4 separate regions of the Homo sapiens genome follow, and all the other regions are linked to region 3. Evidence: chromatin contacts called from ENCODE Hi-C or POLR2A ChIA-PET data. All regions are on one chromosome and are shown on one strand. The core of a region is the stretch at or near the end of the contact, and the rest is flanking DNA. Distances in the headings are between cores, read along the strand shown. Region 1 has its middle 140 kb from the start of KLF5. Region 2 has its middle 190 kb from the start of KLF5. Region 3 overlaps KLF12 (KLF transcription factor 12). Region 4 has its middle 160 kb from the start of LINC00392.

Region 1 (3,337 bases), core at 303-2,802, 510 kb before region 3:
CTTGAGAAATAATAGAGAAATATTATAACCTGGTGATATATTAGAGATGGGGCTGTGGGAAGGGAAGAGTGACGAGGCAACATCTTCCATTTTAGTTTCTGGTTTGGGCAACTGGAAGAATAAAGGTACCACTTACTGAGATAGAGAAACGAGAGGAAGAATAGGTTTGGATGAACGGAGATTCTGAGCTTAGTTTTGGACATATTGATTGGAGTTTATAGTTACGTTTATGAATACATCTAAGAGCTGTCTCAAATTAGTCAATACACAGATCCAATTGATTCTTTCCTTGTTTTTTTATTTTTTAGTATCTTTTATTTTTTTAGAGACAGGGTCTTGCTCTGTTGCCCAGGCTAGGGTACAGTGGTGCCATCACAGTTCACTGCAGCCTTGAACTCCTGGGCTCAAGTGATCCTCTTGCCTCAGACTCCTGAGTAGCTAGGACTATAGGCACATGCCACCATGCCTTGCTAATTTTTAATTTTTTTTAAATTTTTTGTAGAGACGGGATCTCACTGTGTTGCCCAGGCTGGTCTCAAACTCCTGGCTTCAAGAAATCCTCCCGTCTTGTCCTTCTGAAGAATTGGAATTATTATAGGCAGGAGCCACCATGCCTGGCTTCTTTTCTTGTTTTTTCTTTTTTTCCATTTTTTTCTTTTCTATTTTTTTCTACTACCACCAACCATAATTGTGTTAAAAGATACATTTAGTCATATTAAAATTTTAATGAATTTAAGCATTCAGCAATTCATGAATTGAGCATCATCAGACCTCAAGTGGTTCAGCACTCCATGAGGTGTGGGAAGTGTGTGAGAGAGGAAACATCAAGTATTCTTGGAAGCAAGACAGAGAAAACATTTGATTAGCCAATGTGAAAAGTCCCTAGTTAGAGGTCAGTTGGTGGTTTCTGATTGGTCAGATTTCTAGCTAAAGGTTATTTGGTGGTTTCTAATTGGTTAAGCTTAGATTTTGCTTTATTGTTTACATCAAATTGGGATTTGGTTTGCTTATGTCGGAACCCAAGGCACTGGAGCCATCTTAGCCCAATGGCCTCCTAGTTAAGTATTTTTAATGATTTAAATTCCCATCACCTCACATCTGGAAAGTCAAATACCCTTCTATCCTACACTTCTATAATATTCCTCTGTACAGAGTTGCAGTAGGAATGTGCCCAAAAGTTGGTTTTGCTGGGTCATCTTCCATCTCACAACATTTGAATGGTTTTCTATTGCCTGCATAATACTTCTAAGACTGCCTGCAAAGTTGCTCCTAACTACTCCAACCTTATCCCACTCTCCCTAATGGTGAGTTTATCTCAGTTTGGCCAAACTAGAACTTCAAATACAATCTACCCCTTCCTGTCTCTGCATCTGTGCTCATGTCACTGCCTGGGCTTGCTTATCCTCTCTACCCATCTGACCCTTTAAACTCATCCCCCAAGGCCGAGATCTTCTCTGGAGGCCATCATTTCCCTCCACTGTAGCTCAACCTGAGCCCTTCCTTATCTGAATCTGTGAGTTCCTGTCTGTGCCCCTCCCATGCCATGAACATTTATTCTCATATTGCACTGTTTTGCAATGCCCCACTGATTTGATCTCTCTATACAAGGATGAGGACAAAGGTCAGGTATCATGCTACTTTCATATTCTCCAGAGCACCTAGCATAGTTCTGTACAAGATAGGCACTCAATAACTATTTGTCGACTTGAAATAATAAGGTACGTTTTTCTCTTTCCCGCTGGTCTTATCTCTGCTTGAGTAAATGAGGTTGATATGTGAAGGCAGTTGAGATTAAACATGTAAAGTGGAAGAATAAACAAGAGACAGAGGAGATTTTAATAAAATTTTATGATATAAAAATCATAATTACCTGCTAAATCTATTTTTTAAAGCTTTTAAAGTATTCAGATTGCTCCTCTCAACCTGGTGGCGTTTTGGTGTGTTTGACTAAAAAGCACACAGGTGCTAAAAAGCAGAATTATTATTTTAAAAATATTTGGCAACAAAAATAAACTTGTTTTAATTCAAAAGTTCTTGTGATTTTTGTTTCCTCAAATGACTTCATAGAAAACTCCTCATGAAATTTTAGTGTATATCATCTATTTTGACTCCAAATTGACTTTGGTTAGAAAAACCTCATTTCTTTTAAAAAATCAATGATAAATAAATAAAATATGTAGATCAAGTTTGTTGGCATAATAACAGATTTAGTTATAAATTGAAGACTTCAATAAAATAAGCTTGGAGTTAGAAATTACCAAGACATGCTCTAAGAAAAAAATAATAAAAAGAACAAAAGCACTCAAACTGTGATTCACTATGAACATTTTCCCTGTAACCAGCTCTGCTACTTTCATTACAGAATTAGAGAAGTAAACTTAAAGCATAGTTAAGTCAACAGAAACTGTTCTAGGTAAATGAATTCAACCTTCATGGTCACTGACACACAATATAATCTTGTTTCTTTCAGAATTTTATTCTTTAAGTAACTAAGTGACTCACAAGCTCAGAAAGTATTTTCTGGTACAAGTAAGTCTGAGCTTAGCATAAAATATTCTGAATATTTCTTCTTTTCAGATGAGTATTTAAAAAATAATAGTTCCTTTCTGGAAGGTGTAATTGGCTTTTGGTTTGCATGCCTACAAATGATTGTCCTTTTGTAGAATACATTTTAGGATAAGCTAGAATACAGCTTTTCCTTTCTCCATCAAAATCCTACCAATAATTTAGGGTTTAGCTCAAATATTACCTCTTTTATACAACTTTGCTTTATTTTTAGGCAGAATTAACCAAATTAGAATCAAATTAATCACCCACTACACCTTTTTTTAGGGGAAGGGATGTATCTTTTTTTTTTTTTTTGAGATGGAGTCTTGCTCTTGTTGCCTAGGCTGGAATGCAATGGCATGAGCTTGGCTCACTTGCAACCTCTGCCTCCCTGGTTCAAGCAATTCTCCTGCCTCAGCCTCCAGAGTAGCTGGGTCTACAGGTGCCCACACCACACCTGGCTAATTTTTGTATTTTTAGTAGAGACAGGGTTTCACTGTGTTGGCCAGGCTGGTCTCGAACTCCTGACCTCGTGATCCGCCTGCCTTGTCCTCCCAAAGTGCTGGGAATTACAGGCGTGAGCCACCATGCTCAGCCTGGAGATATCATTTTTAACATTTATTTCAGTTTACCAAGTTCCATAGTTGATGTGTATATTTTGATTACACCCCTAAGTTTGGGTTTACAAGCTCCTCATCTTGTTTTATTTTTTTCTAATTTTTACTTTTGTTTCTTTATTTATTTTTGAAACAGGGTCTCACTCGGTTGCCCAGGCTGGGGTGCAATGGTG
Region 2 (3,056 bases), core at 316-2,815, 450 kb before region 3:
ACACACAAGTGGATCAAAGGGGAATGACCACTTTAGGCAGAGGGAAGAGCCCAGAGACATCAGCCTTCATGAGTGTTCAGGGAGTGGCAAGTGACATGTGAGGATGGAGCATCAGGCGAGGAAGGCTTGTGGCCCAGGGTGAGGCCAATCAAGGTCTGGAAGCCTCACAACCCAAGACTCTGGTGCCCCAGCAAGAAGTGAACTTCATCCTGGTGGTTCTGGGGAGGCACTGAAAAGTTGGAGACAGGGAGAGTTAGAATGTGATTCCCATGTCAGGAAGATGACTCTAAAGGCCAAGTGGAGTTTGAACGGCAGGCTGCCGTGTTCCAGGTCAGAGATGATGACTGCAGTGGCAGTGGGCATGGCAAGAAGAGGAAAGATGGGAGATGTTTAGACTGTAAAATTAAGAGAGCTTGTTAAGTGATTGAATGTGGAGGCTTAAGGAGAGGAATGGCCAGGGATGATTTTTATGTTTCTGACTTGTGTGACTAACATTAAACAAAATAAGGAATATAGGGGAATCATCTTTGAAGGAAAGATGAGTTTGAGATGCCTGAAAATTGAAAATGATATGCCCATTAATGCAATAATACTGGCTAACATTTATTGAAAGCTCAGTATACACCAAATATTGTCATAAATTGTATATTTTGATCAATTTAATTCCCACAGCCACCCTAACAGCTATTGTTAGTTTATTTCATCAAATCTAAGGTACCATCCATTGTAAGACACATCTTGATTCAAAGATGTTAAAACGTCCCTCTTAGAATTAATACAATATCGTATTATTCCTATTTTATAGATTTAGAAACTGAGGCAGAGAGATTAAGTAATTTATCCAAAGTCACATAGTAAATGGAGGAGCTGGGCTTCATAAGCAGTCAATGGAGGAGCTGGGCTTCATAAGCAGTCAATGGAGGAGCTGGGCTTCATAAGTAGTCTGCCTTTCAAAATTTTTCATTTAATCACTGTACTACATCTCTTGTTGGTACATATGAGTCTGAGGAAAGTGATCTGGGATGGAGATAGAGATCTGAGAGTCATCAATCAAAAATTCTCCATTAAATGGCAGAGGTGGAGATAGCGTTTATAGTACATAACGAATAAAGTTGCGATAAGGTCCTTTAAATTAAAACTGAAATAACATTGATAATTACAACCAAATGCCCCTTTTGATACATTAAAACACCTCAAAAAATCAGAGTACACATATTTCAGGCATTTTTTAAATAAGAGAAACTAAAGATACAACATAACGAAGTTGATCAGAATTTCCCAATAAAAATTATAAGTTTTCAGAGAGGAGGCTGTGGCGCAGTTGATTTTTTTAACCATCAGCTTCTGAGTTTCCTAAGCACATGGCCATTTCCTCACTTGTTTTGTGAAATGACAGCCGAGAGGTGGAGTGGAATGGAAATCTAGAAATCATTGCCATGCAAATATGCAGAAGCAAAGCTGTATGTTTGCATGTAAAGCTCATGGTATCTGCAGTCCTGGGAAGAATTAAATTCCTTACCTGTGGGCAGGTGTGTATTTGGCCACATGCCTTTACTTATTAGGCAAGACAATGTCCCTCAGTGCAGTGAGTCACTGCTTTTGGAAGCAAGCCTTCTGCCTCAAGAGTAACAACTTTGTTTTTCAGGCACAGTTTGTTTCCCCCACCTCGTCCCCCACTCCTCTCTCTCCTCCTTTTCCTACTGATTATCAGATCCTAGTGGAGGAAGAAGAAGGGAAGAACTTACGGGTTTTAAAGACAGAAACCCAGTTTACAGAGTTGCAAAGGAAATAGGAAAGCAACATTTGGAGCCCAGTTCTGAGTTTGCTTTAAGCTTTAATCAGGCAAGAAGAATAAGCTGGGAACAGCTCCAAGGAGGTAGGTTGCAGAAAAGCAGTGTCTCCATGGCCTTCTCAGCAAGCTCAGGTGCAAAAGATAAGTGTACATCGTCTTTGAAAGGAGAAGAGTCTTTGAAAGTAGAATAGTCAGGGAAAGAGGGCTGCTTCGGTAGCCAGCCTTCCAGATGGGGTCAGTATGAACAGCCTCACGAGCAGCTGCAGTTTAACCCAAACAATCACACATGTTTGTAAGTGCCTTTGGTCCAACTTGCTGATAGTGTAATGACAATAAACAGAGCAAATGAAGTAGCCACTCCAGCAAGGAATGAGTTTTCGAAAGAAGAAGCCCATGTTTTTGAGAAGAATGTTTCTAAACTTCATTTAATTTGCTGCATTTGGGCCCCTGAAAAAAAATTGATGATAGCTCACATTTTAATTTGCTGTGGTTATTTAATCTCACTCTAGTTAAATCATCTTCACCAACTGTTTTTTTTAAAAGCTTAAAAAGATTGCCTGTTTGTTTACATAAGGGTATTTGGGTAGGAAAGAATTCCATTTCTATTTCTTTAGCTATCATGGGCATAATACAACTGTCTCTATATTTTACTTTCTCATTTATTTTCTACCATGACCTCTTCTATTACCCCAATGATGCATATTAAATAATCAGATTAGCTAGGTGATAAACTGCCTTATGTAAATTTTTTGAAAAGGTGGTGGCTTATAAATACATTCCAAGATAAATAAAAATAGTTAAAGTACCAAAGCCATCTTTGAGAAGATGAAAACAATTTTTTTTCGCTAGAGTGGAGTTTGGCAGAGAGAAGGCCTGAGGCATAGAGGGAAAACAATCATTTTCTGAAAGGTAGAAGTAGGTGATGGACTGAGAGGTGAGTGTCCCGGAGCAGGGAGCTCAGGCAGGGCATGGGGCAAAAACTTCTTAGAGAATGTATCAGAAGTTATAATCTGCAGCTGCTAATAGGGACTGTGAAATAGTGTCTTCCACAAGATGAGGGTTTACGTTGATCTCATTTAAGTCCAGATGTAGGCAAGCTGGTCTGTTATATGGCGGCTCCCTGATGTCATCAGGAATCAGGCTCTCTGCTCTCATCCTCAGGCTCACAAAATGGTTGTTGCAGCTCCGGCAATCACAACCATGACTCAAGAAGAAAAAAGAGGAAGAGCGGCATGAGCGAAGAGGATCTGCTGATTAAGGCAGT
Region 3 (3,498 bases), core at 406-2,905:
AGTAGCTACTGCATTGTGTTTTAACAGGACACTGTATCTTATGTTTGTGCTTTGAAGCAATTTAAAGCACACAATCTTATAAACACATTAAGACAGCAGAAACTAACTTCATGATGAGAGTAAAAAAACTAATTAGAAAGATAATTAAGTTTGTAAGATATCCAGTAGTATGTGTAAATGAGCCCTGAAAGGCTATCATAAAGAACAGAATTGTCTTTTTTGTCTTCTTTCCTTTAAAAACTTGCTAGAAAATAGAAAGCTAAATATAATTTTTAAGAAGTCAGCAGCAGGGACAGAATGGTGAATTTTCCATGAAAATGTTCCTATGAAAAGAGTTGGCTGGGACAATAAATGGAGTCAGACCCCTCCCAGGGCCTGGGCTGCTGCTGCACCTGGGCGACTCTGCATCAGGTTGAGCAGTGGTGATCAGAAACTTGATTTCTATTAATTTCTTTAGAAATAATGCATTTCCCCTAAACTCATTTGAATTAGAATTCTTCAAATTACTTGAATTCTGTAACACACATAAGAGGAATGTGCAAATGTGTTATTCAAAACTATTTTCTCTGGAAATAAGCTAAAAATAAAGACAGCCTACCTACCTTCTTTGCTTCTTTTGTCTAACTCACAAGTACACAGTCAACCTCTTTTGACAATAGTCTTTAAAAATGTGTTTTATGTTTTTCTGAATAATCTAAAGTTTTGACTTTACTTTGATTTGATAATCTTTGATTTTGGTTTCTTATATTAAATCTATGAAAGAGCAAACTTACAGAAAAAGGTATTGTGCATTTCTTTGCCAATAAATCTTAATAAGTTTTTTTTGTTTTTAAGTTGAGACATTACATTTTTGATGTAAAGAGAAAAATCAAAGGACACTAGTTGGGTAACGGGTGGCTAGCTGGGTGATACCATGCCAGTGCTTGGTGTATAGCTTATTAACTTCTAGGTCTTCAATTCTGAAGGGATGGTCTCTATGTCCCATGATAAATCCTTAGGCCACTTCCAGGTTTTGTATTTAAAAAAAAAGAATATGACCATTTTCACCACAACCTGTGCTTCTCCAGTTCTGTGAAAAACCTGGACTAAACTAGGAAAACTTCTGAAAAAGAAACGTGTTAACCAACACTAATAAGAAGAGCATCTGTTTTTTAAAGTGAAATAGTCCTCTAAATGTTAAAAAAGACGACATACCACACACACACACAAAAAAAGGGTGGGGGAGGTGTGGTTGTTATTGTTCATCCTGAAAACTCTGTAACTCCATTTCGGAGTTCATGTTAAATACAACTTTCTATGTATATGCAGCATATAAAAATGTAGGTATTATTTAAATAGACTAAGTGTTCTGGGAAAACAAAAACTCACATCAGGGTTTTGTTTTGTTTTTTCTTGAAATAACCAACTGATGGATTATGAAAACGGCTGTCTCTTTCAATTTTGGTTAAAGAAAAGGATTAAGAGTCACTAAGTGCATTTCCATGACATTTACCCAGCAGAAGGCAGAATAAAGTCTAAAGAAAACACCAGGTATTGAATGGATTCCCAAAACCCACCAAACAAAAATAACTTTTTCAGGTACCTCCCATTTCGCCATCTGAAATGCTGAAAGGTACATGTGTACTGAGACAAAAGACAGGTGCCCTTTCATATTAAAATGACGTGTGAGCAACGCACATAAGAGGAATGTGCAGTTTGAAAAAGCCTGTGTTAAACAAAACATCCATGTTCTCATCAGCTTCTCTATTATTTTCTCAAGCAACTGAAAAGGAACACCTTTTGCAACAGGAAGCACAGGCATTTTCTTAGGTTCAGAAGTGCATTTCTGAAACGTGTCCCTGTTTAACTTTTATAAAGTTACGGGGCCCCAGACACTGACAAATGAGCTTCATTACATTCAAGGCTCAACGTATTTGCTGTGACAATCTGTTTCACTTGAGGAATGGTATTTGCATATGAGGAAAAAAACAAGAATCAAGATTCCTATCTTGTCTTCTGGTTTCTGTTACATTAGTTCATGAAAGTTCACAGAATCTAGATCTGGAAGGAAATTAGGTACCTTCAAGATGAGGAAACTGAAACCTAGAGGCGGGGAAAGAGCTGAGATTACAAGGCCCCTGACTTGTCTGCAGACAGACCAGGCGGCTATACCTCTTCATAGTTTACGGCAGCATACAATACCACAGGTTTTGAAATCTGAAAGAGCACACAGCCATATACAGGCTTAGTCACCTATATGAGATTGATCCAAGGCCAAAAAGTTAAGCTTTCTGAAAGCTTCCCAGTTTGAAAGTTTCCCAGTTTCCTCATCTGTAAAACAGGAATGCCATTTACTCCTGCAGCACTGTTGGGAAACTCAAAAATACACACACTACATACCTGGCAAATAATACCCACTCAATAAAGGATATTTTATATTTACAAAATTCAGGGTATTTCTGTTTTTATAAAGAAATAAAAATAATATAAAGTTAAAAATGGATCCTGTTTGCTATTTTTTCAGCAATTAATTATAGTTTTGGGGTAAGCAGATGCCAATCCTGATGCGATTTTCTTAACATTTTAAAGTATAAAGGTACTTTATAGGCCAAGCAGACCAATCTATTCCATAATGTCCATTTGGTCCTGTCAATTCAATCAAATAAGTAATCAATATGCCAGTCTCCATCCTACTGAATTGCCTGGACTGAATTAATTGGCTATCTTTTTCATTAGGTATTATGAAGACCAAGTGGGTTCCTTCTTTCCTCCTCTAAATAATACTGCATATTCTCTAATAAGTATTGTTGATAAAAATTATATTTGCTAAAGCATATAGTACTTTCCATGTACCATACTTTGCTCTAAGAGCTTTATGGATATTACCTCATTTAATTTTGATAACTTCCTAAAGAAGTCGTTGCAATAACTAACCCCACTTCACCCAGTGTCGTCACCCAGTTAGCATGTGTCTCAATTGCCACTCACCCTGCCTCTCAACATTTTAAATTAGTGCTGTCATAAACCAGGATATCTGGTCAGAACTGGGCACGGAGACTGCAAATGTGAGCTACTACTCACAGGACAGACAATAGTGTTAACAAACACAGGCTAGCCCTTCTCACCCAGAAATCCGATATAAGTGAACTAAAATATCCCATAATAAAAGTGAACTTTAGTGTAAGTAAAAAGTTCAAGGTCAAAAGACAATATTTTATTTGGCTGTTCTGAGTTTTCATTTCTACGTAGTGACCTTTCTTTTCCTATGTGACTGGTTACTTTTTCCTTGGTTTCTTTTGCAGAGACCTCTTCCTTTACCTGTTGCATAAACGTTTCCAAAGATTTTGACTTAACTTCTCGCGTGGCAGGTGTTCCTCTTGGCTCATATGTCTTCCACTACAACCTATAAGGGAAAAGACTCCTAAGCAGCTATACCTCAGTCTCTCTCCTAAGCGCCAGAGAGGGAGACAGGACATTTCCAACTGGTGGTCTGAAAGCATCTTCAATATGAGCAAAACT
Region 4 (3,544 bases), core at 278-2,777, 300 kb before region 3:
CACTGTAAAAATGCTTTTCAGTCAATAAAAGTCCGTCTTTACTAGGTAAATTTCTTTATGATGTTTAACTTTGGTTCAGGTCCTGATTCCGAGAAGTGAAATTTGGTGCAGTGAGGGGGAAAAACAACGTGGAAAGAAGAAAACCCTGCAATAGCCATTCAAAACCCCACAATCAGACCTTGTTTATGTGATATGGACTCTGAGCTTTCTCTTAAAAAATGCATGTGATTAAGAAAATACTATGAGAACTTAATAATAGTTCCCTGAAACCTGTGATCCACCTCTTATCTTTCTAACTCTTGGAAATGCAGCTAATAAGAATGTATGTTTTTACATTCATTCTGATTCATAAGAACCAGTAATACACTGATTCTTAGCAACAAAGTAGTTCTTTAATTACTACAAAACTCAATAATTCATTGCCTATTGTTGTGCATGGCACATAACATTCGGTGACTTGTATTGGCATATTCGTTTACATGTGTCACTGCTGTACCTGTAATTTAGTTTAATGCCAGATCAATGTGCCAAGTGTGTGTGTGTGTGCGCGCGTGTGTGTGTATGTGTGTGTAAAACTCTTCCCAACAGTAGTTTCATGGGAATTCTCAGTAGTAACTAAAACAGTGTCCATTTTAAGAAATCACAATCAAAGTGCCTGTTTTTTGCAGGTATTCATAATATTCTTTACCCACACTAGGGCACTGAGTGGCTCATCAACGGTTTTCCTCGTAGGAAATTATTTAATATTATCTTTTAAGAAGCGAAACACTTGGCTGAAGGAGCAATTCGTTGTCCATAATTCATTGTCCATAATTTTGCCAAGAAAGGTGTTGAATTTTGAGTTAGTTAAATCAAAATAAAAGCACAGGGCATGAAATCAGCTTGTGAGACCCAGTCAGATGGTTAATTCAGAGGAAAGACCAGATGCAGATGATCTGATTGAACTTTTCCAGTTTGAATTTTTCTCATTTCTCAGGTTGAGACATATAGTTTCCTGATCCAGGGTATCATTTCTTGGCAGAGAAACTGAGTTTTTCCCACGTGACCTACTTGCCCAAAAGGAAGATGTCCGAAAAACAGTGCATGCCATGTCCTTTCTGTATCAACATCAATCTCCATCAAAATCTTCTTGTCTCTACAGGTGTTCCAGCTAGAAGATTTGGATGAAAAGTGATTCCAAAAAAATGAGGCAATCTCATCCCGAAACTATTTAAAACTACTCTCCTCTCTCTTGATAAACCGTCAGTAGGAAGTGTGTCGTTTATTCCCTCACTCCACACTGGATTCATATGGGCTGATAGCAGCAGGATTAAAAATTTTTTTCATCATGAGTTAAATCCCTAAGATTTAGAGTATTTTGTTTGTCTGAATGTCTAAGCGGTACAAACCTTAGCAATCCATATTAAAATGGAGAATTCCTTCTTTTGGTATTCACAAGCATAACATACATAATCCTTTATCTCTGGCAAAGCTATTCACTTTTTGGCCTTTGGCTGTTCGATGTATACAGTATCTATAGTTATTGCATGCAAGAGTTCTCAACTGACTTGCAAACTCTTTGATCAAACCAGCTAAACTTGATTTTCCAGATTATTCAAGAGACAAGGCACACAACTATCAGCTTTACAAGTCCTGGCAAGCAATCAAGACCCCATGCTCCCCACTCCCTTTATCAGAATCAAAGGTAAACAGGGAGCCAGTTCTCATTTAAATATTTAGCATCAGGATCTTGCCTAGACTTTCAGGGTTGTAGGAGCAGAAGAAAAACAACAGTTGCAGTGAGAAAAAGGTTTCTTTGGCATGGATGCCAAACTAAATAATGACACCCAAAGCAAAAACATGCTTCATTGAAACTTGACTTTAGTCGATTCAGCCTACTTAAAACAAAGCTTTTTTTGTCATTTCAAAAGTGAACATTGTACTTTGCTCTGGCAGCCATTTATACGTTTTTGAATGATTCGCTTATACATAAATCCCTGGCCTCCAGGCCTTTCAGCACCTCAAATCCGAGTGATTTGAAAACACAACTGAAAATTTCTGTATACAGCGCCTGCCCTTTTCTTCCTCTTAACCTTTTATGCCATCCATTCTGAGTGACAATGTTTTGACATACATTGTCATGGCGCATTTCTCCCTGCTCCCGCTTTTATTCCTTTGGAAGTATTTACAAGAGATCAAGGACTGTATTTCCTTTTCCTGAGGAGCATGGTTCTTCATCACCCCCTCATGTATTTCTTTCTCCGTGGATGCCACCATTCTATCGACTTCACTAAGGCAGAATTATTGGAAGACATCATTTGTGACCACCTTTGTAATTTGTGCAATCTGTAGTAGGAAGGCAACCAACGAAAATCAGATTTCATTTTTTTTTTAAACTAAAGTAGCAATGTCAAAGCCTTTATTCAAACACTGATAAGTCTGCTTGGTTAGTGAGCAGCTGATGGGACTAGCAGAGTATAAATGGTACTAGTTTGAGAACGTGTGGTGGTTTGGAAGGAGTTGAGGAAGCAGAGGAACATTTTCTTAGCCCCTCTTTTCTTTGGAGGAGTTCAAAACTAGCACTGCTGGCATACTCTTTGGTGAAAGTGCCCTTCTAGAGGCAGGAGTTCTTGGTACATCCTGAATTAGGTCTCAGCACATTTTCCAGTTGACTTCTTTTTCTTCTTCTTCTTCTAAAATTGGAGGTGGATGACCCTATCATTTTGGCTAAATTTCTAAATGTGCCATTGCCTTCTGCATCTCAGAAGTTTTCACAGATGTTAACAGAATACTTTCCTTACCTCGCTATGGCATCATCTGTTAGCTCTTGTTTGGCACTGCAGTGCAAGTTAATTGGGGGTTGCCTCTTGCATTACAACCATACAGGTGTGACTGACAAGCATGGTGAAGTCAGAAGTGACACTTTCTACTAGGGTAGATCCCCCTAGGGGACTGTAGGAATGGAGTCAAATTCTCTACAAGCTGCTCCAATGCCCCAGTGTAGACATAAATTGATCTCTTAAAGTCAATTCTGGGATAGGGTAAGTCCAGCAACCATTATGGGACTTCCTTGAAAAGTCATTATTGCTAAGACCTACCTTTTAGAATAGATAAATATATTTAAAGATAGAAAATTCTTGTGGCTCTCAGCAGCTGTTGACCCTGTTGCTTACTTTATCTATATATATGTGTGTGTGTGTAAAACTGCACTCTTCTTTTTTTTTAACCCGCCCCTCTGACAACTTCTTCCTAGTCTCCTTTGCTCTTTCCACTTGTTCTAGAAGTGCCAGCCAGATAACATTATTTACTAGTAGAGTTTCAATTGCCGGCTCTATGGTAATGATTCTTTAATCTTGAGGCAACACTGTTCTTTAGGATTTTAGAGTCCTTTATTCAACTAATAGCTAGGTATCTGCACTCAGATGTCCCCCAGATACCTCAAACTCAACCTGTCCAACACTGTCATTGGGTACACAACTGCTTCTGTTCTGTGGCCTGTGACCTGCATCTCCACGAATAGCACCATATTTACCATGTTTGTTTAAGCCATAAACCCAAGAGCCCT

Evidence for each region. Hi-C counts contacts between places; a loop is a spot of excess contacts on that map. ChIA-PET counts read pairs that join two places held with the same protein, here RNA polymerase II (POLR2A). Pooled maps may share reads with other maps.
Region 1: a loop to region 3 is called in a map of colonic mucosa, with 3 times the contacts of the local background. The contact joins two enhancer-like sites. A Hi-C loop is called at or near these places in 2 of 168 maps with a recorded cell type or tissue (Caco-2 and colonic mucosa) and 3 of 50 pooled maps. POLR2A ChIA-PET finds 5 or more read pairs at or near these places in 1 of 52 experiments (PC-9).
Region 2: a map of PC-9 shows a loop between it and region 3 (4-fold over the local background). The contact joins two enhancer-like sites. A Hi-C loop is called at or near these places in 1 of 168 maps with a recorded cell type or tissue (PC-9) and 9 of 50 pooled maps. POLR2A ChIA-PET finds 5 or more read pairs at or near these places in 3 of 52 experiments (BJ, K562 and MCF 10A).
Region 4: a map of mucosa of descending colon shows a loop between it and region 3 (3-fold over the local background). The contact joins two enhancer-like sites. A Hi-C loop is called at or near these places in 1 of 168 maps with a recorded cell type or tissue (mucosa of descending colon) and 3 of 50 pooled maps. POLR2A ChIA-PET finds 5 or more read pairs at or near these places in 1 of 52 experiments (K562).

Annotation. Positions count from the first base shown.
Region 1 is chr13:73,192,904-73,196,240 of GRCh38, forward strand. No RefSeq gene overlaps it. Among named protein-coding and RNA genes, the nearest start is that of KLF5, 140 kb to the left of the region's middle. Within about 2 kb of position 1,553, at least 4 of the 41 ENCODE cell types and tissues checked have a DNase peak (open chromatin) inside an H3K27ac peak, as active enhancers do.
Region 2 is chr13:73,247,331-73,250,386 of GRCh38, forward strand. No RefSeq gene overlaps it. Among named protein-coding and RNA genes, the nearest start is that of KLF5, 190 kb to the left of the region's middle. Within about 2 kb of position 1,566, at least 4 of the 41 ENCODE cell types and tissues checked have a DNase peak (open chromatin) inside an H3K27ac peak, as active enhancers do.
Region 3 is chr13:73,700,821-73,704,318 of GRCh38, forward strand. All of the region lies in intron 7 of KLF12 (KLF transcription factor 12), which reads right to left. Among named protein-coding and RNA genes, the nearest start is that of LINC00393, 41 kb to the left of the region's middle. Within about 2 kb of position 1,656, at least 5 of the 41 ENCODE cell types and tissues checked have a DNase peak (open chromatin) inside an H3K27ac peak, as active enhancers do.
Region 4 is chr13:73,397,889-73,401,432 of GRCh38, forward strand. No RefSeq gene overlaps it. Among named protein-coding and RNA genes, the nearest start is that of LINC00392, 160 kb to the right of the region's middle. Within about 2 kb of position 1,528, at least 5 of the 41 ENCODE cell types and tissues checked have a DNase peak (open chromatin) inside an H3K27ac peak, as active enhancers do.